Regions from separate parts of the Mus musculus genome. Here regions 1, 3, 4 and 5 are each linked to region 2. Evidence: chromatin loops called from intact Hi-C (ENCODE). Cell type or tissue: left cerebral cortex. All regions are shown on one strand.

What was found. Peaks named below come from ENCODE experiments on the same cell type or tissue, not always from the same donor. Only the 100,000 strongest peaks of a DNase experiment are listed, where the experiment ranks them.
Region 1: it touches region 2 in a loop (3-fold over the local background); 10 of 42 quality-filtered maps call a loop at or near these places.
Region 3: a loop joins it to region 2, with 9 times the contacts of the local background. A loop is called at or near these places in 3 of 42 quality-filtered maps.
Region 4: a loop joins it to region 2, with 6 times the contacts of the local background. A loop is called at or near these places in 10 of 42 quality-filtered maps.
Region 5: it touches region 2 in a loop (3-fold over the local background); 6 of 42 quality-filtered maps call a loop at or near these places.

Annotation. Positions count from the first base shown.
Region 1 is chr5:33,655,718-33,660,717 of GRCm38, reverse strand. Tmem129 (transmembrane protein 129) reads left to right here and starts at 2,741. Exons shown (of 4, transcript NM_026698.3): 1 at 2,741-3,095; 2 at 4,921-5,000. The coding sequence starts at 2,891. It overlaps Tacc3 (transforming, acidic coiled-coil containing protein 3), which reads right to left and starts at 2,590. Exons shown (of 15, transcript NM_001040435.3): 1 at 1,991-2,590. In left cerebral cortex, a CTCF peak has its summit at 2,130; DNase peaks (open chromatin) are centred at 2,294 and 2,692; H3K4me3 peaks cover 2,623 bases; H3K27ac peaks cover 1,626 bases.
Region 2 is chr5:33,933,868-33,938,867 of GRCm38, reverse strand. Nelfa (negative elongation factor complex member A, Whsc2) reads left to right here and starts at 2,597. Exons shown (of 11, transcript NM_011914.3): 1 at 2,597-2,842. The coding sequence starts at 2,633. In left cerebral cortex, no CTCF peak of the experiment used is centred here; DNase peaks (open chromatin) are centred at 224 and 2,461; H3K4me3 peaks cover 2,331 bases; H3K27ac peaks cover 1,256 bases.
Region 3 is chr5:33,994,548-33,999,547 of GRCm38, reverse strand. It overlaps Nat8l (N-acetyltransferase 8-like), which reads right to left and starts at 3,564. Exons shown (of 3, transcript NM_001001985.3): 1 at 2,338-3,564; 2 at 1,015-1,179. The coding sequence starts at 2,704. In left cerebral cortex, CTCF peaks have their summits at 2,141, 2,342 and 4,717 (motif pointing left); DNase peaks (open chromatin) are centred at 2,983, 3,538, 4,057, 4,717 and 3 more places; H3K4me3 peaks cover 4,336 bases; H3K27ac peaks cover 3,043 bases.
Region 4 is chr5:33,817,898-33,822,897 of GRCm38, reverse strand. Gm52782 reads left to right here. Exons shown (of 2, transcript XM_030254959.1): 2 at 1,412-2,034. The coding sequence ends at 1,780. It also overlaps a transcript of Nsd2 not described here. Among named protein-coding and RNA genes, the nearest start is that of Gm52782, 5.6 kb to the left of the region's middle. In left cerebral cortex, CTCF peaks have their summits at 2,327 and 2,867; DNase peaks (open chromatin) are centred at 2,392, 2,885, 3,202, 3,641 and 2 more places; H3K4me3 peaks cover 2,807 bases; H3K27ac peaks cover 1,926 bases.
Region 5 is chr5:33,780,428-33,785,427 of GRCm38, reverse strand. It overlaps Letm1 (leucine zipper-EF-hand containing transmembrane protein 1), which reads left to right and starts at 2,711. Exons shown (of 14, transcript NM_019694.2): 1 at 2,711-2,954. The coding sequence starts at 2,876. In left cerebral cortex, a CTCF peak has its summit at 2,947; a DNase peak (open chromatin) is centred at 2,615; H3K4me3 peaks cover 2,001 bases; H3K27ac peaks cover 1,439 bases.

The DNA.
Region 1 (5,000 bases), 280 kb after region 2:
AGCCTTGAGGAAATGAGGGAGAGGGACAGAACCAGAGGTTCCCTTAGCAAAAGAGAGGTAGACTAGGTTGCTCAGCAAGGTACACAGGTCATAAAGTAGAGAAAACAAATCAAGAGCAATGTTTAGGATTTTTTTCCCAGAAAGCATGAGGAAAGGGCACTGAAATGGATGTGGAATTTACAAGCATAGGCCTCTGGGCTGTACAGCCTCAGGTGAAGTCTTTCAGGCAAGAAAGCAGAACAATCGGTTCAGCTTTTGCTTCGGATGGGATGAGGGTTGGAGGTGTGTGTGAAGGGGAGGTCAAAGGTTGACAGGAGGTGTTTTCTTCAATTGTTCTCCACCTTGTTAGACTAACTGACCCAGGAGCTCACCAATTCAGCAAGACAATCTGGCCAGGGAGCTCCAGGGATCCTCCAGTCTGCCTTCCCAGTGCTAGGATTACAAATGGGTGCAGCCACACCACACAATTTAGGTGGGTGCTGAGGATCTGACGTCAAGTCCTCATGCTCATTTGTCAAGCACAATACTGTCTGAGCCATGTCCCCAGCTCCTGGAGGGAGTTCCTGGAGACAAAAATTGACAAGCCAGATTTGGGTTCTGTCTTAGTCAGGGTTTCTATTCCTGCACAAACATCATGACCAAGAAGCAAGTTGGGGAGGAAAGGGTTTATTCGGCTTACACTTTCATACTGCTGTTCATCACCAAGGAAGTCAGGACTGGAACTCAAGCAGGTCAGAAAGCAGGAGCTGATGCAGAGGCCATGGTGCAACAGCAGCAACAAAACTTCCCTATGTTCCCTGCCCCACCTCTAGTCACTCCTGCACCAAGAAGACATCAGAACCTGTACTGGCTAGTTTTGTGTCAACTTGACACAGCTGGAGTTATCACAGACAAAGGAGCTTCAGTTGAGGAAATACCTCCATGAGATCCAACTGTAAGGCATTTTCTCAATTAGTGATCAAGGGGGAAAGGGGGAAAGTGTTCATTACTGGCTTGCTTCCCCTGGCTTGCTCAGCCTGCTCTCTTATAGAACCCAAGACTACCAGCCCAGAGATGGTCCCACCCACAAGGGGCCTTTCCTCTTGTTCTGATGTCTTCATGGTGCAGGAGTGACTAGGGGTGGGGCAGGGAACATAGGAAGTTTTGTTGCTGCTGCTGCACCTGTCCTTCTGAGAACAAGTATGGGGTCAAATCACCTATGGGAGATGATAAAGCTCAAGTTGACTGATGGTCTCTGAGGTGAAGTTTGAAGGTTGAAGGAGAAAGAAACATCTCCCACCTCGAACAGTGCATGGACAGAAGTGTACAATCAAGCGATCATGACTGGAAATATGCATTGCTGAACCAAATTGTATAGGTATAGGCATGAGGTCATTCTGGTAGCTAAAGTTGAGGAAAAAGGCCTTAGCCTTAAAGGACTCTGTTCAGAGAAGGATGCAATAGAGAAGGGAAACTTATCAGGACCATCTGGAGTTGGAAAGAAAGCGTTTCCAAGAGAAGCCATTTATTTTGAAGTTGTGGTCAGGCTGTACGGAAGGAGGACTTAGAGGCACAGACCCAGGAACAAGAAATATCCCTGGGTTCAGGAAGACAGACGACAGACAGAATAGTTTCGCAGAAAAGATGGAGTAAGAGACTTGGGGCGACGGATGTCCCTGGCTCTGAGACGCGATTCTCCTACACGACACGCTCGACCAGAACAGGAACCAGCACGGCCTCTTTGGAGGCCATCAACTGGGTCAGACCGAGATCACTGGCAGGCCGGCCTGCAAAGCCCAGCCCACGGGCAGGTTCCTGTCCTGCCTAGGAGGCTAGGTGCATCCCCTGAGTTTAGAACAGAGGAGGCTGGAGTGAGGGGTGGGTCCTCAACAAAGGGAGAGAGCGAAGCTGCGGAAGACAGGAACGGTAACTCAGCTCGCAGGAATCAAGTTCCGTGGGGCTGATCCCCACCCTGCGCCCGAGGGAAATAAAAAATCGCCGTTTCCCTTACCTGACTACGGTTGCCAAGCCCTGGGCCCGCGCGGACGCCCACCGCAAGGGAGGAGCGCCGTGCCCGCTTCGCGCTAAGAAAACGGAGCAGGAGAAACCCAGCCGAAGGAACCCCAACAAGGTCCGCTCTCGCAGTCCCGGAACGTCGTCCGCTACGCCCGCCCCAGATTCAAATACCGAAAGTTGGCGTTCCACAGCCAATCAGCGCGTTGGAGAAGAGGCTTCCGTAGAGCCACCTGTGGCCAATTGCAAGCCATACTGGTCCCGCCCTTCTTGCGCAGGGAGTTCCGCTTCCGGGACTGAGGGCACAGTGGGAGCGTTGGGGCGTATGGGAACTGTGGTCTAGCATCGGGGGCCGAGAGGGCTTGTTGGTAGCCAGTGACTGTGAGAGCCATCATGGCCCAGAAAATCTCATGGTCGGCCGCGAATGCGGTTGGAAACCAGTTCGCCCTGGCTCGGTTTTTCTCAGCTGTTAAATGGACCCAGTTGCAGTGTCTCCTCCGAGCTGTTTGTAAGGGAGAAGTTGAACCCTTACGGGGGGTGTCTGGGCGGCTCACAGCTTGTGGGTCAGCGTAGGGTCCGAGAACTCCCCACTCAGAATGCCGGGGGCGGCCTCGCGAGACTCTGACTCCCAGGGTGCCCTTCGGGTCAACCCAACAGGGAAATTGTCTCCCACAGTGCCCCGCGGGCAGCCTGAGGAGGGGACTCCATTTCCTAGAATGCTTTGCGGGTGCCTGGACAGGAGGCGCTCAGATTCGCAGGATGCCCCGCCAGTAGCCGGACTTGGACTCCGTTTCCCAGAGTGCCCCGCGGGCGATCTGACGGCGGTGGCTGCGGCAACAAACCAACTGTCCAGAACTGGACTCTCCTGCCTCTGCACGGCCCAGTGAGCGGTGGCGGGATGGACAGCCCTGAGGTGACCTTCACGTTGGCCTACCTGGTCTTCGCAGTGTGCTTCGTGTTCACGCCCAACGAGTTCTACTCGGCCGGGCTCACAGTGCAGAATCTGTTGTCGGGCTGGCTGGGCAGCGAGGACGCCGCCTTCGTACCTTACCACCTTCGCCGCACTTCCGCCACACTACTGTGTCACTCACTGCTGCCGTTAGGTGAGCCTCCTGTGTGCCGGCCGGTGGTTGGCGCTTAACCGGGCGCTTGGAGACTCCAAGGGTGAGGAACTGGAGCAGAAGCCGGTCAAGATCATGAACAAGCAAGCGGGATCTCTGCAGCCCTGGCTGTGAGCTGAGCGCTCTAGAGCACCATACGCTCTTCCAGTTGGGAGGCGGCGGCCCTGGCGCTGTCCTGCGAGTGGTGCTCGGGTGGGGCTAAGCTCCAGTCTTTGACATCACTGCGGCTGGAGTGCAGAATCGTTCAGCCTGCTTGCTATGTTGGACGATTTCTATAGGAAAGAGCTCCTGTTGATTTCATTACAACAGGGGTTGGAGAGATCCCAGGGGAAGGTGGGTGTAAGAAGAGCAGGCAGAGATGAAGACGGTCAAGGTTGGGAATGTTAATGGAGCGTTTCCTTTGCCGGGCTAGGTCTATGGCCCTGTCCAAGGCCATGGTATGTGGTGCCCCAAGTGCTAGTGGGACCTCGGAGAGGCCCATCTGTTGGCTGATTGGAGGAAAGGTTGGGGAAACTGCTGGAATATAGCAGTGATTGAAGTCTGGGATCCAGATGAAGGAGACCTTTGGAAGCTACAGGGACAGGGAAAGATAGATCTGGGAGAACACATGTCTGCTTGTCTGTCATACTTGCAGCTCTGGGCACAGGAATGATTGGTGTGAAGCAGCTGCTTAGGCTCCAGAGAGGCAGAGGCAGGTGTGGTAATAGAAACACTCAGATCTGTTTTGAGAAGAAGGAGGGTGGAGAGGACTCCTTTGGAGAACTGGAGATGGAGTTGGCATGGTCATGTAGTTTGGTTTGGAGACCTAGTTAGTACACTGCAAGGCATATCAAGAGTGTGGGGCTCTAAGGCAGGACTCCTGACCAAGGGCTGTCCAGTGGGCACTCCCATACCAGAACAAGGAACCCAAAGTTAATAAGCACAAGTCACTCAGGGAGGTCATATTGAGAGCAGACAGACGGTGGAGCTGTCTTCTGTTGCTACATAACAAGTTATTTTAACATGTAGTGAATTGGCTAGAAGTAAACAGTTACTATTGTTTTTTGCAGATTGGAGCCTGCTCAAACAGTACCTTACCATCTGCAGATCATTTTGATGTTCAAGTTGCTCCCTGTTGGGTTAACAGGGCTCTGAAACTGGTTTCTCTGTTCTAGCAAGGTGCCCTATCACTGGGTACTTGCTCATTTTCTTGTTCAGTGTCCCAGCTTTGAGATGGGCTATGTTGGCTCTGCCTCCTCAGAGGAGGCAAAATTGAGATACCAAGATACAGCCCAAAGAACTGTCTCAAGTAGGCCAGTGGTCAGTTTATGTAAAGTCGTTTCCTTTTGGTTTTCTAGGAAATTTTTGTTTATTTGTTTGTTTTTCTTTGTGTATCCATGGCTGTCCCAGAACTAGATCAGTAGATGAGGCTGGCCTCAGATCCACCTGCCTCTGCCTCCTGAGTGCTGGGATAGAAAGCATGAATCACCACTAACCAGCAGCTTTGATTTTATTTGATTTCTACTTGGCTTTGTCTGTGAAGTTATAGTAGTAAATTGCAAATACTTTCCTCTAATATGAGGTACCATTGCTCTGGCTAAGAGCTGAGGCAGGCCTGCTGTGGAGGTGAAGGGGTAAAAGCAACGTGTCCTGGGAGCTAATCATGCCCTAGGTTACCAAGACAAGGCTCAGGGCTGGCAACAGAAAGGAAATAGCTCTTCCCTTCCCCAAGCACAGGGAGAGCGCTGTGGTGTTCAGATGGGTTACCATGGGAGGAGGAGAGCCCCCAGCATCCAGGTCTTCCCCTGAGATGTCTTTTCTTCTGCAGGCTACTACATGGGCATGTGCTTTGCAGCCTCAGAAAAGCAGCTCTACTCCCCAGGTCAGGCCCCAGAAGCCTGGCAACTC
Region 2 (5,000 bases):
CACTCGGAAGCACTTCAGATATACCAGCAGTCCAGTTTGGTAGTTAGGATAGCAAACATGAATCAGCAGTGGTGGCACTACCTACCTAGTGGAAGCAGCCAGGCAGGAGGGACCCCAAGGGAAACCAGAAGTACTTGGCTGTGCCTCTCATAGGGAAGTGAAGATCACTGAAGACACGAGACCACAAAACAGCCAGCTTTATAAGCCAAGCTCCACCCCCCACCATGCCCTATAACTGTCGGTCCAGGCCTATTTATATCCTCCAAACATCACGTGGCTGGCATATGCCTTGCCTTAGCATATTCATCTGTCTCAGCTGACATCACTCTGCCAATCAGCCCAAGTCCACTGAAGCAGCAAGAAACTGCAGCATATCACTTGACATTTTTTTGGTGCATTTCTGTCTATGGAATCCAACAAATGCAGATCAACACATGGATTTTGTTATCAAAGAATCCTCATCACGTGTCCTTTCACATGCTTGCCTTAGCAGAACACCCTTTCTCCAGTGTCTGCTTCAGCCAAATGTTCCTTCATGAGTCTGCCTTAATCTTTCACCCGTGTCCACTTCAGGAAAACACTCCTTCAGATGTATACCCCAGCAAAACACCATCCAGCATAACTGAATTTCCAAAGAACCCTCAAGTTTCCACTTCATTTTTGTAGACAGGCTTCCTTCATGTAGCCTTGGCTGTCCTGGGACTTTTTCTGTAGACCTGTCTTGCCTCAAACCTTACTGACTCTGCCTCCTGAGTGCTAGGATTAAAGATGTGTACCACCACACCTGGCAATTATGTGTAGTGGCAATTTTCAGAATTCTGATATTTTGCTTTCTTTAAAAAACACAGAAATATTATGTTTTTGTCTTAATATTAAGTGTGGGGATATGGGGCTGCTTTGTAGCAGCTGACTGATTAGCAGAGCCATGGTTTTGCCAGCTGCAGATAGTTTCTGTGTTTGTGTGGCATTTGAAATTCTGGGAATTTTTCAGAGGGTATATAAATGCTAGAGCCCTGATAAGTGGAGTTGGTGATTGTTAGCCATTGGGAGCAGGGGGAGGGGATTGTGGTTTGTTAGTAGCGGTGCTCAAAGAAGAAACTAGATTCAGGGATCTCTCTCTCTCTCCTCCTCCTCTATCCTTCCTTCTCTATCTAATGATAGAGGGTGAAATGGATGGGAGGATGAAGGGTGGGAAAAAGAACCCACAAAGTAGCAAAAACCTACTTCAAGGATGAGCAACATTTTTTTTTTCCAAGACAGGGTTTCTCTGTGTAGCCCTGGATGTCCTGGAATTCACTCTGTAGACCCGGCTGGCCTCGAACTCAGAAATCCACCTACCTCTTCATCCCAAGTGCTGGGATTAAAGGTGTGTGCCACCACCACCAGGCAAGTCTGAGTAACTTAAAGTGTCAGGAAAGACCACTCCACTACAGCTGTCACCAAATGCTGGATACCTGAGGCTCCCAGTCCCTTGAATCAGGCAATTCCACAGTCTCTTCTGTCAATAGTTGTTAATATAACCATGGGAAGTGGCCTAGTGAGTCTTATGCCTTTCCAAGTTTCCTCAGGCTTGTACATTTAATTACCATGCTAAGTCTTAAGAGCTGCTCTCCCCTCTTCATGAAATATTTCAATTAGGAGAAAACAATTTACATTTAGTTATATATTTTCATTCTGTGGCTCAAAATGGACTCAAACCCTCCTATCTGAGCTCAAATTCCAGGAATTACAGACATGAACCACCACTCCCAGGATACTTAGTGTTTTAAGAGATTCGTTTCACTATTTTGCACAGGATGGCCTCTACCTCCTCGGCCCAACCGATCCTTTTCAATCTCCTAAATATCTGTGACCAGAGTCGTGCCCTACTGCCACTTTTGCTGACACTGCCTTGTGAGTGGCCTAGGGCTTTAATCCCAGTACTTGGGAGGCAGAGGTAAGTGGATCTCGGAATTTGAGGCCAGCTTGGTCTACAGAGTGAGTTCGAAGGATGGACAGAACTACACTGTCAAGTTCTGATAAAGAGAGACACTACAGGGTGAATTTAGGCTTCTCAGCAGCTGTGGAGGATCAGCCTTTGAAAGACCGTACTCTGAACTACTTTGCAATTGCCCTGATGATTAACCACAGCCATCGCGACCACATAACCATGGGAAATGGCCTAGTGACATCCCCGACACGGAACGGACCTGTATGCGGACCTGAGGCAGCACTGTATGCAGGACGGGCAAGGGCCATTCAAGACTGTCTGTGGAGAACGAGCCCAGCGCGCTCTCCGGACTCCTTCCAATGAGCCGCACACCGGGAAACCAAACTGTTGCGCCTCACTGCGGTACTCTGAGCGGAACATCTCGACGACACACGGATGCGACTCAAATGGCTACGGCATTGCCCGGCGCCCTAGTAGGTGCCGCCATCATGCGTTACGGAAACCCAGAGTTCTTTTCGCGGAGACTCACCGCCCACTCCCTGTTCTTGCGCCTCGGCTCGAAGCCTCCAGAAGGCGGGGCCATTTGCAGTTGCACTCGAGACCCCGCCCCGCGCCAACGGGTGCCGCCATGTTGGGGGTCCTCGCCGGGGACACGTAGGCGTCCGCGTAAGATGCCGGCCGACGCGCGCTGCCGCCGCCAAGATGGCTTCCATGAGGGAGAGTGACACCGGCCTGTGGCTGCACAACAAGCTGGGCGCCACGGACGAGCTGTGGGCGCCACCCAGCATCGCGTCCCTGCTCACCGCCGCGGTCATCGATAACATCCGCCTCTGCTTCCACCGCCTCTCCTCGGCCGTGAAGCTCAAGCTACTGCTCGGGACGCTGCATCTCCCGCGCCGCACCGTGGACGAGGTGAGGACGCGGGCCAGCCTCTCTCCGGCCGGAGCACCGCTCCTGCCTCCCGCCGGCTCCGGCGCCGCACCTTGCCCTTCTCCCGCCGGCCGCGCGCAGCTCCGTTTTGGCGCCGTTAGCCCCTACACCTTAGTACTTCCAGCCGCTGGGCGCTGTCGCGTTCGGGGGTCGTGGGGCCATGGCCACAACAGCCAGGCCCGCCCCTTCCGCAGTGCTGGATGCTTCAGCTCCGAAGCTACTCTTGGTTCGGGGCTGTTAGTGCAACTTTCCATGTGACTGCTGACCTTAATTTTGTTGCTTTTGCCTTACCAAATATCAGTCGGCTTGCGTTCATCTCTATTCTGTGGCGTTTTGTTTTGTTTTTGTTTTTTGAGACAGGGTTTCTCTGTATAGCTCTGGCTGTCCTGGAACTCACATTGTAGACCAGGCTGGCCTTGAACTCAGAAATCCGCCTGCCTCTGCCTCCTGGGATTAAAGGCGTGCGCCACCACGCCCGGCTATTCTGTGGCTTCTTTTCAGTGTACTCTTGTTCCACATTGCATCTCTCTAACTTATACTATGCTTTGCAAATACATACGCAAATAATATATGTATAGTTTCACTGTGTAGCCCAGGTTGATCTCATACTTGGTATCCTCCAGTCTCAATCTCTGGAGGTCTGGGCCACTACATCTGATAGCAGCTAAAAACACCGAGTTACCTTAGTTTTTAAACATTTCCAGTTATTGTATTATTTTTATATCATTAATTTTTATTGCTGCACTATACCATATACACAAAACTGCATATTTATTCGGTTTAAAAAATACTGAGAGCTAGCTAAATGACTCCTGTTATCTCCACACATGAAAACAAGGCTGGTCCCTCCAAAGCACCTCCATTCCTCTTTCCTGCAGGAGGCTTTTTTTTTTTTTTTTTGGTTTTATTTTGGCAGGGTTATCAATCGTGTGTGCATTCCTAGCACACACGAGTATTTGGGGTTTGCCTCATTTGAATTTAATACGGCAACAGGTTTCCACGTTATATTCATTTTCCGTGTGGTGTGGGTGTGTCTTCTGTTGGTAAACACCTGGACAGATTCATCCAAGTTGTTGCAGACAGTTTGATTTACTCCGAATTATGGGGTTCCATTCTTCAAGCAGACAGCAAATGGACGATTAGGTTGTGGCTGGTTTTTCTCATTCATTTTGTGTGTGTGTGTGTGTGTGTTTGTGTTTTTCTGTTTCATGTTTGTTCTGTTGTGACTGATACAATACATGTTCATGTGAACTCTAGAAGTAACATTGGAGGTGACAGTAGGATTATACCAGGTGGCCTTTCAAAATGGTTTTATTGAATTATACTCACTAAAACAAGTAGGTCAGGTATTTAGATATTAGTAGGATTGTTTGGTTGAACTTTGTACTATTTGCTTGTTCTGCTGCTTAGCTTTCTTTTTGTGTGTGAGTTACCCATTTTGACCCGGATTGTCTTTTCTTTTCCTGACTTGTTGCTTTGGAGGAATACTCTTTAATTGGTGCTCACCACTGTCCTAGTTCCCAGCTATGGCTTAGCTTTCTGAATGGCCTTGTTCAGGAAGTACTCCATTTTTGAGGTGAGGTGCCTGTGGTCTCCATGTGTCTGTCTGTCTGTCTGTCTGTTTCTCAGTGTGAAGCTGAGTTCAGTTTTACAGGTGGCTGTGATGGTCCAGCACCACCTGCAAATGGTTAGCTTTTCCGCCCTGCTGCTCCTGCCTTCTTTTTTTTTTTTTTTTTTTTTTTTGAGTCATTTGTGTGTCTTGCTGATAACCAGCCAAGCTACTTACTGTCCCTTTAGTGTGTTTTGATGTGTGACACACAGGGCAAACCCTTCACTTAATCTTCAGGAATGGCTTCAGCTTTTTTTGCAGCCCCTGGCACTTCTGTCTGTCAGTCTGTGTCTTAGTGTATGTGTATCATTTTCGTGTTTACATGTTCATTTATGTGTGAGGCCAGAGTTGCAGCTTAGGTGTCTACCTCTGTGGTTCTGCATCTTTTATTATGAGACAGTTTCTCAGTGAATCTGGAGCTAACCTTTTGGCTAGACCGGCCAGCCAGCATAGCCCTGGGCTGCCCCTGTCTCCATCTCTAGTACTGTATGTACCCACTGAGCAAGACTTTTTATGTGACTATGGCAATCT
Region 3 (5,000 bases), 61 kb before region 2:
CCGTCAGAATTCCTCCCATCCAAACTCCTTGTTCTCGCTCTCTCCCTTCTTGTAGGGGCTGGCTAGCCTGGTGTCAGGCTCATTGTCCAGTAGAGGCTGGGTTAACCCTATAAACCCAGCAGATGTCCAAGGATTAGCAAGAGCTGCCACACTCTAACCCCTGAGGGCACATGACAGGAACTTCTGACCACACCCATCTATCTACTCAAGCTATCTACCGAAACCCGCTTCAGCCATTTCCCACCTTCTCTTCCCAAGCAGAGGCAGGTAGGTAGAGGACCCTGCAGAGGACAGGAAGCTGTATTTGAATGTGGGTAAGGGCCAAGGAAAACAGCAGGCACCAAGGCCAGCTAAACAGGGCATTGGGGTACAAGATGGGATGGCTGGGGAGAAGCTGGCAGAAAACTATAGCTGGCAAGGCTAAGAAGGCTGCCCTTCCTTGAAATAGACCTGGTTCTTTCTGGCCAGCCCCCTGTGTCATCCCCTCACACCTTAAAATGTCTCTCCTCTGGCTCCCACAACCCAGCCTGCTTCATGGCCTGCCTCAGAGAGACCAACCAGTCTCCAGCTCCTGGAGACCAGAGTCCCAGACCCTCATTCTACAGAAAGCCTTGGGGTCTGGGATAATACCTTGTGGTTCACTACTCTAGTCAGGAGACCGGGTAAGGCCTGGGCTCCTGCTCAATCTTCTGCTCCCTGGGACATCTCCTGTGTCACCCAGGATTCCTCCACCCTGAGCACTCTCGGCTGGCTCAAGATCCAGCCAGGACTTCACCCCATAACAGACAAACAAACGGCAGGTAGCAAGAAAAGGTGTCCAACAGAGGACACAGTGGAGCCAGGCCACCAAGGGAAGGACTTCTTTCTGGCTCTCCCCTGCTGACACGCCACCCTTAGCTAGAAGCCTCAGTCATTCAGAAGACTCAGAACACCAGGATCCCACAGCTTAGGCCCTCTTGTGCCTGAAGGGGAAGAGGGAGGGAGTAGGCAGAGTTGGAGAATTCCAGAACTCACCAGGTGGCTTCATGTAGTACTGCTCAATGTCAGCCATGTCCGTGTGCAGCGCACACTCCAGGTAGGCCAGAATCACCTTGCGGCTGTAGTAGTAGCGCAGGGCCAGGAGCCCGGCCGGCACCAGGCATGTCAGCAGCAGTGAGCGGGTCACAGCAAAACAGAGGGCTGCAGGCAAGGGGGCACAGGTGAGGTGGCAGGTGCAGAGAGGCACGCGGCCAGGCTGGACATGGGTAGGTCCCACGGCACCCGGAGTCCAAACCACCTTGGTAAATCAGTGCTTAGGGGTGCTCCCCACCAGGGACTGTTTCTCTGTGTAGGAGTCATGGCCGCAGTCCCTCTCTACGCTTCCTCATTTCCAAGCTCTCTGGCGTAAACACCTGCTACCTTCACAACCTGAAACAAAGGTCCACAATACAGCCTAGGCCAGACCAGTGCTGGTCAGCCCTTGGTTCCCCCAGTTTCCAAAGGGTCTCTTGCCTACTCCACCTAGCCTGGTGCTAAGTCAAAGAGCTGGACAGAGACACCAGGACACTGCCTATGCAAGCAGGTCATCCTGCGCCGGGCTGAGAAGGCACCCAACTAGAGCCCTCCCTGGGCAGCTTCAGAGCCCACTAGGCTGTCAGAGTCGGGCGACAAGCACCACACCGTTTCCAACTTCATTTGTGCTGTGGAGGAGGAAAAAAACGCACAAGAGCAAAAGTTGTCTCCTCCGAATGACCTTGGGTGAGTCGCCTCAAGCTCCTCATCTGCAGAATGGGATGGCATGGAATGGGAGGGGGTGTGCTTCAGACAGCAGAGGGTATCCTCCCTGTATCCCTGGCTCTGGCGAACAGTCTCCCTGGCTCCCCGCGGAGCTGGCTGTCTTCCCGTCATAAATTAGCACTTGAGCCTCAGGCGGCCTCCCCCGCCCAAAGATTATATATATAGTTGTCGCGCCGGGCCGCAGCTGCAGCGCTACCTGCCCTGTCACGCCGCCCCCACCCGGGATGCCCCGCGACGGAAAGAACGGGCGCCGCGGACTGAGTTGCCAACCCTGTGTTTCCCAGTCCGCAGCGCCCTGCACTCAGCCCGCGCTGGTTCCCACGCCCGGCCCAGGAGCCTTGGCCGAAAGCCCGGAGCGCTGCGCCGCTGGTGCAAGCGGGTCTCCTCCCAACCGGTCCAGCGTACCGACGCGGCACCGGGGCTCCGAGATGGGAACCCAGAAGGAAGGCAAAGAGAGTCAAGCGCGACGGTCCCCGGAGGGGTCCGCTGGACCCGCTGGAGCCGGGCCGGTGCGGGACTGCCGCAGCCCCGCCGGCCCCCCGCCCCCCGCGGCGCACTGACCGGCCAGCAGGGCGTAGAGCAGTTGGGTGCGCGGGTGCTGCCGCAGGCCGCGGAAAGCCGTGTTGGGGATGCGCTCCAAGATGCCGTCGTAGAAGATGCGGCGCGCCGCCTCCTGCTCGGCTGCGCGGAACTCGCGGATGCACACGCCGCGCCCCTCCGGCGGCCCCGCGCCCCCGGTGCCTCCGTGGGGCTGGGGACCTGCCGCGGGTGGGGGTGCGGCGGCCGGCCCGGGCGCGGCGGGCAGCGGGGGCCACATGGCTCCGGCGGCGACGAGCAGCGCGTCCTTCTTGGCCCCCGGCAGTGCCTCATGGTCCTCCGTAGCCACGATCTTCGTCTCGCAGACCATGTCGGGAGGCCCACAATGCATGCACCCGGCCGGGCGGCGCAGCGCGAGGACGCGAGCCGGCGGCAGCGGGCAGAGCCCGAGCCCAGGGCAAGGGCGCGGCGCCCTCGGACCCGCGGCGGCAGCGGCGGCGGCAGCGGCTCAGGGGCGCAGGGCGGAGGCGGCGGGCGGCCGGGGCGCGCGCAGGGAGCTGCGCCGCATTTTGGAGAAGTATTTATAATGCAGCGGCGCCGGTGCAGTCGCGGCGCCCGGGGTCCCGCAGGGTCCTAGCGTCCACTGCATTGGCTGCCGAGGGTCACCATGTGATCTCGGGGGTGGGAGCAGACGCCGCCTCTGCGCCCGCCCGATGGCACACTTGGGCTGCGTGGCTGGCGGACCGCGGGAGCACGGAGGGGCCGAACGGAGAGCGTGCGAGGAAGTGGTCCTCAGTGAACGACAGCAGGGACAGGGTGCTCAGAGAGGCGCTGCGTAAGGGGCTTGAGGCTCGCCAGGAGGTCGGAGAGTGATGGACGCCTCCTACCCCGCCCCTGAGCTCCCGCAAAGCTGCCGCTGCGCTCGGACCTGCGTTCCTGCAGCAAAGCGTCCTCTTCTTCCGCGGCCGCTGGCAGTAATCACGGAAGTGTCTCCATCTCCCACCCCTTTGTCTGTACGCGGCGCCCGGCCGAAGTCCTCGTGAGGGGCCCCGTGTTCCTTTGGCAGGCGCCCTCCGAGCCCGCGGCCGGGGCCGAACGGACTGAGAGAGTGAGGACGCGGCTGAAATGTGGTTTGATGCACGCGCTGCCTGACAGCCGAACCCCACCCCACTCCAATCTGACACCCGACCGTTCCCGGCAGCGGACCTGCGGAATTGCAGGACCCCTCCCGGCTCGGCCCCCGCCTTCCGCGGTCCGCGCATGCGCCCCGTGGCCTTGGTGCAGGTGCAGCGGGGGCTCGCTTCAGAGCCGCGGTCTCACAGTCCCCCGGAGCAAGACGTGCAGACGCAGCAGACAGGGCGCGCATGGAGTGGGGAATGCGTAGTGGCATATCCACTTTCCTAGGTCACGGGAATGGGCACCCCCAAAGCCGAATCATCCTCGTGCTCGCGGAGACCCTCTCCGGGCCGGAGGACCCTCAGTCTGCGTTATGCCGCACCATTGTTGGAGCCAGCAGAACGGCTAAGGTCACCTAGAGACTGAAGGGGCCTGTCTCGCAAATGGAACCTGGGAGTAGGGTAATCAAACAGCCAGGGTTGTCAGCACAAGGGGACTGAGAAGGAGAGGGTCAGGCTAGAGAGGATTTTCCTCACTGTTTTCGAGACACGGGGGCGGGGGAGTGGGACTTATCTGGGTCCCAGAGGCGACCTTCCTGGACACTGATGCTAAATCTCTCAATATTTCAAAGGAACTCACTGATAGTATCTGAACAGGCCGGGGCACCGACTAGCCACATTGACTTCTCCTGAGTCCCGAGGTTGGCTGGGTGGTCTGCAGGACCAGTGCCGGCCTGTAAGGGCTGAGGACAGTCAGGCAGAAGGGCCCCGAGGAAAGTGAGGCTGAGCATTGAGGACCCATCTGGTGGAGCCAAGAAGTTCTGACTCAGGACCCTAGGTTTGCGGGTCACTGAAGCCTGTAAGCCTTAGAAGCAACAAAATGGTCCGGTGCCTATAGGGTATCTCTCCACACCCCTGACCAGAGTTGCTCCTTCGTCTTTCTGCACCTCCGGGCCTAGGGGATTTGCAAGACTCACATCAGCGCGACCAGAATCCCCCTCAGTTCTGCAGAGCACCCATTCCCTGGTCTGCCTAACCATTCCTTCCATTGCCCCGGTCCTCCTATAATCATTTGCCCACCCCGCCCCCGCCCCCATGGCCATGATGGTGGCCTGCGCTATAACCAACACATCGGAACCGTCTGAAAGCGTGAAGGGGCCAAGACTGGAGCCCAGGGTCTTGGAGACTTAAAGATACTACCCTAGGAGTTGCGCAGACAGCAGGACAATCCATGGCCCTGTTTAGCCCTGTTCCTCCTTCCTGTCGTGGGGCGCCCTCTGCCGTTCTCCCTTAGGCCATTCCTGGGTGGCATCAAGGTCCTCTTTAATAAAGCAGCAGCCTAGAGCCACTCTACCTCTCCCGAGCTCCCCACGATGGCTTACACACTCCTCTGCCTGGGTGTGTAGGAAGACTCAGGAGACCCAGCTTGGCTTCCTCACATCCTGCAGCTGAATGCACCTTCCAGGAGCCTAGAAGTGCCTGCCTACAGCCTGGCAGGGGTAAAGACGTCTATCAAGATTTCAGAGACAGAGTGGGGACGGGTGCCCTGGACCCTACACCTGAACATTCATG
Region 4 (5,000 bases), 120 kb after region 2:
GTGCTATTACTTGGTAAGGAAACTCAATCCCTACAGCTCATATTGGACACTTTAACTAGCATTTCCTATCTTTTCACCAGCACATCTTAGTCTAATTCCATCTACATTCATGTTTTACACTGAATTGTCAAAACTGTAAAAAAAGGAAGTAACTAATTAGTTCCCATTCTGCCGTGTGAGTAAACCTTTTTAAAGCCTGAGTACTTCTTGGAAGGATGTCTGAATAGATGAAAAGCTAGACTCCTTCCTTAAGGAACCCACAGGGTCTCTAATGCCTGACTCACTCTGCAGTTCTGACTTAAGTCTTCTTTTGGTTCCTCACATTTCTGCAGGCAGTGGCTTAACAGCCCTGTATAGCGTGGTTGCACAAAAATAACCTAGTACTCTCACTTGTAGTCTTACTGTTTTTCTCTTTGTCCCTACAAACTTCGAGTTATGCCAGTTTATAACATTACAATGAATATATCACATCTGTGAACACATGAGAATTGTCCATTACTTTTTTAAAAATTCACTATATGCTGACTCTTAGAATCAGAGGCCAAAAGAGGAGGATTTTTGTTCTGAATATGTAAGAGTCATTCACAAAAGCTTACAGAAATTGGCAAGCAAATATTAAGTCCACACACTTTGAGCCATCAAACCAAAAATGAAGGCTGCTGGGCAGAGAAGAAAATGGAAGGAAAGAAAAGGAAATGACTCAAAGTAAGCGAATGTACAAAGTGTGAATCCTCTCCATCTCTAGCCAACAGTTATGATTTGAACTCAGGGTGCTGGGGAATGGGAGAACACACAGAAAGAGCTGTGTTTACAGAACCTGCTCTCTCCATGCTACTTTCTGTATTTGTGTGTGTGTGTGTGTGTGTGTGTGTGTATTACATCGACTTAAGTACCAGAACTTAAAACATGGAAAATATGCCAGTTAAAAGTCTCAGCTTCCTAAGTGAGATGTTTCCTAACTTTCTATAGTGATATCTTATTTCAAATACATAAAATAGAATTAACATCCACACACGATCTTAGAATTAAGTCAATGTCTTTAAAAGTCAAGGCCTTCAAAGTCTTGAATTAAACTGGCAGTACTTAGGAACTTCTCTAACCTAATTCTGAACTCCCGCTGGTCTCTTTACAGGGTCCGTTATAAAATACACACCCCTCCAATTATCTACCTGAAAATGATTCCCGTCAGACCATCCGATTTCATACCGTTTCGTCGTCAATGTCAAACCACGTCCTGAGCTGAGAAGGAAGAAAAGCTCAATGTTGCGACGGGTCCTATGCAACAACCTCATCCATTTTCTTCTCACCGAAACTCAAACCGAACATCTTTTAAATGCCGAGATTTAAAACCAAGGCAGTAGCCAGCCGCTTGGTCGTCACGGTCCGGCTCGCCGCGCCCTGCGCCTTCTAGGCTGAGAGCTGCATCCCAGGCGAGGGAGCGCGCCCTGTGAGGCGCGGCCACAGCCCCGGGCGGGTCCGCGGGTCCAGCCTGCCTCGTCTCCACCTGCGAGGCCCGGCAAGGGCCGGCGACCGCGGCGCCGCGCTGACCAACGGCCGGCGTCCCAAGTGTCAACGCCGGACGCTTCCGCACACAAAAAGCGCCCCTCGGTCCACCCGGCCGCCCCTCCCACCGTGCCACCCGGCCCCGCGCCCTGCGCCGCACAAAGACTTGCTCGGCCCGCCGGGCGCCGCGGGAACAAAGGCGGCCGCCCGCCGGCCGGGCACAGGTGCAGCCCCGGCCAGCGGGCCCAACATGGCCGCGCGCCCGCCGCCCCGTTAGCCGTCGCTGGCCGTGCGCGTCCGACCGGCGCTTCAGGCCCCGTTTTCCCAGCCTTCCGATCCTCCACCCTCGCCTCAGGCCGCGCGTCCTCCTCCGGCCTGTCCCCGGCGCCCGGCCCTCAGCCCCTCAAGCCTCCCCCTCAGCCCTCGGGCCTCGATCTCCCGGCCTCCCGGCCCGGCCTCCCTTCCCCAGCCAGCGGTTAGTTCCCGCGGCGGTTGGCCGGCGGCCCCAGTGACCTACGCTGCAACGCATCCTCCGGCTGCTGTCCGGCAGCGGCTGTCCGGCGACGGCAGCGGCGGCGACAGCGGACGCGAGGCCGCGGAGGGCAGGGAGGCAGGAGGGGGCGGCGGCGGCGGCAGCGGCGGGCGCAGCGCGGCCAGGCCGAGGCTCTCCGCGCGCGGCGCCGACCCCGCCCCCGCGCCTCCCGCCCGCCGCCGCAGCCGCCGGGGCCGCCGCCGCCCCCAGAAGCCGCGGGAAAAGTGCGCTTTGCTGATTGGCTGCCGCCTCAAGTCGCCCGCGGACCGGGCTTTTCAAATCCGCGCCGGGGCCGCGCGCGGAGAGCGGCAGGCGGCGGGCGACAGGGCGCGCGTGGTAGGCAGCGATCCCGAGCGCGGGTGTTGGGGAGCTCGGCGCGCGCCCGCTCCGCTCGCCTCCCGCTCCCGCTCCCGCTGCTCGAGCGGCGCGCGGGCGGCGGCCAGCTCCGCAACCACGGCGAGCCACGGCGCGGTGACGTCACGCCCGCCGCCCAATCGCCGCGCGCGGCCCCGGAGCCCGGCGTGGGCGCGGACGCGGGCACACGGCCTCGGGCAGAAGAAGAGCGCGGGAGGCCGCGGCCCCGCCCAGCGTCCCGGCCTCGAGCTCCAGCGGCTGGCGGGAGCAGCTCGTGGCGCGCCGGAGCCTGCTCGCCTCCCTGCGTGGACAGCTGGACACGGCGGCTTGGAGTCGTCTGCGGGCGGGGCGCGCGTCACTGGTAGCGTTCGCTGGGCGCTCCAGGTTCTGAGACGCCCGGTCGGGCGGGCTGTCAACAGCCCAGGAGAATCACTTGTCAAAGATGAACCGCTTGGTGTCCTGGGAAGGCATCGGGAGGCAGAGTCTCCGGAGATGCGCTAGCTGCTACGGCGGGCGGATCAGAACGCAGCCCCAGCGAGTCGGGGGTAGCTTGCGTGCTTTGCGAAAGCGCGTGCGCGTGGCGCAGAGTCGGAGAAGTGTGATTAGAGACGGGAGAAGGGCGGTGGTCCTGGGAGGTCCCAGTTGCTCTTTATGAGTTAAGTCTCTAACCTTTCAGGAGGCCAGAAATCTGGGCTTTATCTCCTGGAGTTTTCTAGATTAAGCCAGCCACAGAGTGTTCTCAGCCCCCTGAGGACAGCCCCCAGAAGCATCGGAGCATAGGACTGAGGCAGGCTCCCTTTCGGACCACTGACTGCTTGTTGCCCACTGCTCCCTGCTGTCAGCGCTGTGCCTGCCACTGCTTACTGTTGTCAGGTTCAGTGGTGTCCAGACTCCAACTCTGGGTGCTGACCTAGGACTCAGCCCCATCCCTTTGCTGTATTACTAAGGACACTTAGCTTTTCACAGCCCACAGACCTCTACCCCTATTCCTCGGAATGTTCCTAGTCTAGTGCTTTGGATCGAAAGGGGTGAGAAAAAAAAAAAAAAAAAACCTTCAAGCCCAGGCATTGTCCATGAAGGCCTGAAACCCTGAGACTCTTAAGTCCAGGAAAGGCCTGGGGGCAGGATTGCAGAGATGAGCTGGAGCAGACTCAACTGCTTGATACTATCGGGCCAGCCGAAGGCACACTGGCTCCAGAATACTTTCCATCCACACACTATGGTGAGTCAGGCAGGATGTGTGTTACACTGAGATGCTTAGCCAGTGCTTACCACGTGCTCCTGGAACAAACTCCTCTCACAGTCGGGAATAAGTCTCCTCTCTGTCTCACTAGGCCCACTGCCTTATTCCCTCCCCAGCACCTTTCAGATCCCTGCAGCATGTGTGAGATACCATGTAGCTTACTTAATGCCAGATCTGTTTTCCAGAAAACCCTGCAGTTCTGTAAGGAGCGTGTATTTGAATTTTCCTGGATGGTATTTGGCGCTGTTCTCTTCCTGTTCTCTCTGAGCTTTCATAAGCCCACTTCCGTACACAACCTCACCCAGGGGCTCCTGACTATTATGTTCTAGTACTCCCAGGCAGAAAAGGGGCCTGGATGGGACTCCATAGGTAGAATCCTGAGGAGAAAGCAATTCATCCACTAAGGTTTGCATACTTCTCACAGCAGGCTCCCAGACCATCCAAGTCAAGATTTTCAGTCTATAGGTCACTGTTTAGATGCTCTGGCAGTCTCGGAGTTCTGAGACTATCAGAGGAGATACTCTCTTGGAGAGAATTTGGCGGGACTCAAATCCCAGGTGGACCCTGAGTGGAACAGCAACAGCACAGCTAACTTCTCTTTGGTCTCTCCAAGGCTTGTCCCTTCTCTAAAGACTCCACATTCGAGCTGTATTTTCCTGCCTGGAGCCTGGAGTCCTGAAAAAGCTCAGTCTGCTCTTCTGCTGCTCCATGTGTCCACTTGTCTGCCTGCTTCTCCAGGCCTCATGGAACTTTGTAAAAGCTGCTGCCAAAGATAGGCCCAGGCCCCTTCGTCAAAAAAAAAAAAAAAAAAAAAAAAAAAAAAAAAAAAAAAAAAAAAAAAAACCTGAGACCCCCTACTATGCCTAGGGTCCCCTAGGGGCCAGGCTCATTGCTGTTTCCATGGAGATGTGTGCACTCTGACCCCAGTCTTTCTCTGTCCCAGGCCAAATAAAGAGGGCTTCCAAGTGGAAATGCAGCTTGGGCTGCCCCTCCTCCCATGCCCTAGGTGGCCCCGGTCTCCAAAGAGGGGCTTGGGGAAAGGCCCGGAACCAAGGCAGAACCACGAAGGACCTCCTACTCCCAAACTCCCCAGAACCGGTCATTCTGCTTTCCAAACCCAAGAGTGACTTCCCCAGGCCTCCAGCTGAGGTCCCACCCAGGCAAAGGCCACTGGAATTCCCTAGGAATGATCTTGGATTCTTGGGCAGCACTGCAAGGCTTTTCTATTTACCTAGGGTCCCTATCAGATAAAAACTACACAGGACAAAGATGTGGTTAAGAACCCTCTTCTCACAAGCCCTGACTCAGAGGCCTAAGGTATCTGTCACTGGGGTCCAGTTGTTACTTCCAGGTACAAACCACCAGCCC
Region 5 (5,000 bases), 150 kb after region 2:
TCTTATGGAGGCATTTCCTCAACTGAAGCTCCTTTCTCTGTGATAACTCCAGCTGTGTCAAGTTGACACAAAACTAGCCAGTACACCTCCCTCCTGGAAACCCCCTATCCTATCCTCCCTCCTCCTGCTTCTATGAGGGTGTTCCTCTACCCACCCATCCGCCTCCACCTCCCTGTCTTTCATTCCCCTATACTGGGGCATCTATAAAGCCTTCCTAGGACCAAGGACCTCTCCTCCCATTGATGCATGACAAGGCCATCCTCTGCTACATATTCAGCTAGAGCCATGTGTACTCCTCTGTTGATGGCTTAGTCCCTGGGAGTTCTGGGGTGGGGGTCTGGTTGGTTGATATTGTTGTTCTTCCTTGCAAACCCCTTCAACTCCTTCAGTCCCTTCTCTAACTCCTCTATTGGGGACCCTGTGCTCCATCCAATGGTTGGCTGTGAACATCTGCCTCTGTATTTGTAAGGCTCTGGCAGGGTCTCTCAGGAAACAGCCATATCAGGCTCCTTTCAGCATGCACTTCTTGGCATCCACAATAGTGTTTGGATTTGGTAACTGTGTATGGGATGAATCCCCAGGTGAGACAGTTTCTGGGTGGCCTTTCCTTCAGTCTCTGCTCAACACTTTCATCTCCATATTTGCTCCTATGAGTATTTTGTTCTCCTTCTAAGAAGGACTGAAACACCCATACTTTGGTCTTCCTTCTTATTGAGCTTCATGTGATCTGTGAATTATATCCTGGTTATTTGGAGCTTTTGGGCTAATATCCACTTATCAGCAACTGCATATCATGTGTGTTCTTTTTCAATTTGGTTACCTCACTCAGGATGATATTTTCTAGTTCTATCCATTTGCCTAAGAATTTCACGAATTCATTGTTTTGGAGTTTTTGTTTGTTTGTTTGGTTGGTTGGTTGGTTTTTTGTTTTTGTTTTTTTGTTTTTTTGAGGCGGTTTCTCTGTGTAGCCCTGGTTGACCTGGAACTCAGAAATCTGCCTGCCTCTGCCTCCCAAATGATGGGATTAAAGGCGTGCACCACCAGTGCCCGGTGAATTCATTGTTTTTAATAGCTGAGTAGTACTCCATTGTGTAAATGTACCACATTTTCTGTATCCATTCCTCTGTTGAGAACATCTGGGTTCTTTCCAGCTCCTGGCTATTATAAATAAGGCTGCTATGAACATAGTGGAGCATGTGTCCTTATTGCATGTTGGATCATCTTCTGGGTATATGACCAGGAGTGGTATAGCTGGGTCCTCAGGTAGTACTATGTCCAATTTTCTGAGGAACTGCCAAACTGATTTCCAGAGTGGTTGTACAAACTTGCAATTCCACCAGCAATGGAGGAGTGTTCCTCTTTCTCCACACCCTCACCAGCATCTGCTGTCACCTGAGGTTTTGATCTTATCCATTCTGACTGGTGTAAGGTGGAATCTCAGGGTTGTTTTGATTTGCATTTCCCTGATGATTAAGGATGTTGAACATTTCTTTAGGTGCTTCTCAGCCATTCGGTATTCCTCAGTTGTCATTACTACTTTGGCTTGGCTTTGCTTTCCTCCTCCTCCTCCTCTTTGGTCAGGCAAGTGTTCTTATTGGTGGAAGTTTCTCAGCTTGGCTAAGAAACTTCAGTTCTTTGGTTTAGGTCATCAGCCCTTTCAGGGAATCCCTACACTTGACTTAATTCTGTATCTGATGCCCACAATGTACATTACCGTGTGCACAAGAGAGGTTCCAAACGTCTTAGGAGATTCTCTGCCACCTGAGTCCTGAGATAGGGATTCTGGCCTACACTGGCCCAGCTTTTAGGTTCTGATTCAGAAAATGACCAGATAGGTTACTTCTTCCCAATGGGCTGTGCTGGGATACTAGTGAAGCGTCCTCGCTGGGAGCCAGCTGGAATTAGGACTTGAGCACCTGTTCATCAGAAAAAAAAAAAATGCATTAACCTCATACTGAAGATCTTCACCTACTATTCTGAGTTCACTCCCACAGGAACGTAGAAGGAACGGAAAAGGCATTCCACAAAGGCAGGAGGTGGAAAGCAGTGAGGGAAGTCTCCAGGAACGGTCTGGTGTCCCTGGGTCGGGATACAGATCTGTGGAGAGGGTGGCTGCTCTGGAGCACCAGAGTGTGTATAGTCCTGGGTTTCCACAATCCTGAAGCCTGCCATTCCAGCCACCACCCTTTAAAGAAGAGGATGCTGCCAGGTCTATTTTGGAGTGGGCAGGGGTGGCTGTGAGCTACCATAGAGGGGACCTGCCAGGAGTGCAGCCCACTACTAAGGTTGCTCGTCCTGACGCGAAGCAAGGAGGTGGGACCAATTAACAGCCTCGCAGAGTTATGTTCCCTACCCACCACCCTTCCTTAAAGTCCCATGAGCCATCTGCTATGGGCTAGTATAATATAGGGCTTAGTAGTTATGAAAATAGATGCCAGTTCTTTTGCCGCCTCTGTGCCCGCAGCCCCAAATCAGAAGCTAGGCACTGCTAAGATGCAAGAGGAACTCCAGATAGATCTGAGCTCATCAAGAAAACCCAAGACTCGGCGCACGCTGGGACTTGTAGTCGGGAGAGGCAAGCCTCCCGGATGCACGCTGGGCCTTGTAGTCTGTTGGGCGGGCTCGCCCCTCACCTGGCCAGGGCGGGTGCCGCAGGGCCAATGGGAGCCGTGCCGGCCAGGCCTGTTCCGCCCCGCGCCTACGGACGTTTGTGCCGGGACATGGCCGCTGCGGATGCCGGGTCCTTGAGCTGAGCGCTTGCTGCCGGAGCCAACCTCTGCCGTCAACCGTCCGCGCGGGCTGGGCCCAGGCGCCGGGACGGCCAAGATCCGCCGAGGAAGCTGAGGCAGCTATAGAACGCCGCCGCGGCGGGCGCATGGCGTCCATCTTGCTCAGGAGCTGCCGGGGCCGGGGGCCTGCCCGCCTCGCGCCACCTCGGGCCGCCTCCCCGCGGGGTAAGCTGGTGCTGCGCAAACGACCTGTTGTGGGCGACCGGGAGCCAGCGCGGGACGCCCCCTTCCGTGCCCCGAGGCAGCGCGGCAATGACAAGCACCGGGCCGCTCTGAGCCGCTTGTGCTGGACAGCTTCCTGTGACCTTAGTTGCCCAGGTCGCCGCAGGTCACTGCTGCCGACCGAGGCGCTGAGAAAGTTCCTTAGGGCCGTGGCTTCCCTGCCGCTCCCCTCGAAGATGAATCGAGCCCTGTCCTGCCCTTTGGCCAGTTCAGGCTTGGAAGCCAGAACTCTGGGACAAGGAGATTGGGTTGTGGTTGATGCCAGCTTAGTGGGCCACTCCCTGGGGTGGGGTGGCTGATGACCGTGCTTTCCAAGGAAACTTATATGTGTCCTATTTGTAAGGTTGAAACAGCCTGTGAGAGTGGGACCCAAGACCTTATGGTTTCTTGGTAGAAGTACAGTTCTTGTCACCTTAACAGTATTGGAGAGTCGGGTATGGTGTGGAGCCAGGCATGGGGGCACACACCTTTACCCCCAGCACCCTGGAAACAGAGGCATGTGAATCTCTGAACTCCAGACCATTTAAAATTTCAGGCCAGGCAGGGCACAAGATCCAGTCTTAAAAACAAACAGCAAAACCAGTTAGGATGCGTGGAAAGAGCAGAGTGTCCCTGGGTTTGGTGTGGTTTTTCAAGCTGTCTCTGCTATAAGCGCTGTCTACCTGTTGACTTGTTCAGGATACCATAATGTACTTCTGCCTTTTCTTATTTCTCTGGCATGTTTATGGCTTTCAAATTAGTTGATATTGTGTGTGTGTGTTATTATTCCAGGCACAAGAATGTTTTCTTTAGTTAACCCAGTTCCCTTGGAACAAAAATGCTGCTTCCCTGACAGTGGTTAGACTCCTGTCAGCTGGTTAGATGTGGAACAATAGAGCATTACTGGGTAGCAAGCCCCTGCTCTCCCTGTAATGATGTGCCCAGAGCCAACAGGCACAGGATGGACATCCTGACTTTTTAGTCTTAGAGGATAAATTGAGGCCAACTTTGTATCAAAGTGTTCTTTATTCTTGAGTACTTACCTTCTTCTTCACTTTTGTGTGACATACTTTATTCTGATTTTCTCGTTATATTTTTCCATGGCACCACATTACATTTGTCCTTTTGGCTCTTCAAGTTGTAACCGTTTCTCAGGTTATGTTTGCTTTCCATGACCTTGACAGTTTTGAGGAGTGCTTAGGTCAGGTGTGTTGTAAGATTTCTCTTTTGGTGTTCTGCTGATGGGTTCCTGGAGAGGTTTTAAGTGTGCCTTGCTCATCTCATGAAGCCAAGGCCCCACAGCTACTCTTGTTGATGTTGAGTTGACCTGGTTCCCCAGCGGAAGTGTGCTTGCCAAGTGTCCACCCTGAAGATCCTTTCCTTTCCCCTTTCTGTGCTGTTCTTGGTGAGAGGAAGACACTTGGTATGTGGAAGCGGGATTGAATGATCCTGGGGTGTGTGGGAGAGCATCCAGTCTAGAGGCTACCATGCCATATTGTAAACCTGTTAGGACTAGTCAAGGCTCAGGTAGGCAAAAGAGGACTGGCTTGGAGTGAGACAAGTTCCTGCAGCTTTTGACAGCTGCGAGGTGCACTCGACCTGGAGGCTTTGCATGAATGCCAGGGGAAGGACATTGCTTGGGAAGAAGTAAAGGTCTCCTGGAAGCCAGGAGTAAATCAGAAAATTAGGCAAAGACGTTTAGTCTTTCTCCCTGGGTCTGACACTCCTAAAGCTTTGGGAGTGATAGATATCAATGGGTTTGTTACTCATAAGGAGCTCTTTCTACCTGCCTGAGAAGAGAAGTGGGGCCTCCAGAGAGGCGGGGAGTAGAGAGTGGTCAGTGGGCCCGAGGAAAGAATACTGCAAAAAGAACCTGCCTTGTTCAGGTCTCTCCTGGTCATATCCCATGTCTCCTCTGACTACTCACTTGTGTCCTTTGTGATAAACTGACTTTGCTGGGTCCTGTGAATTGTTCTAGCAAATTATCAAAACCAAGAGTATTTTAACCCT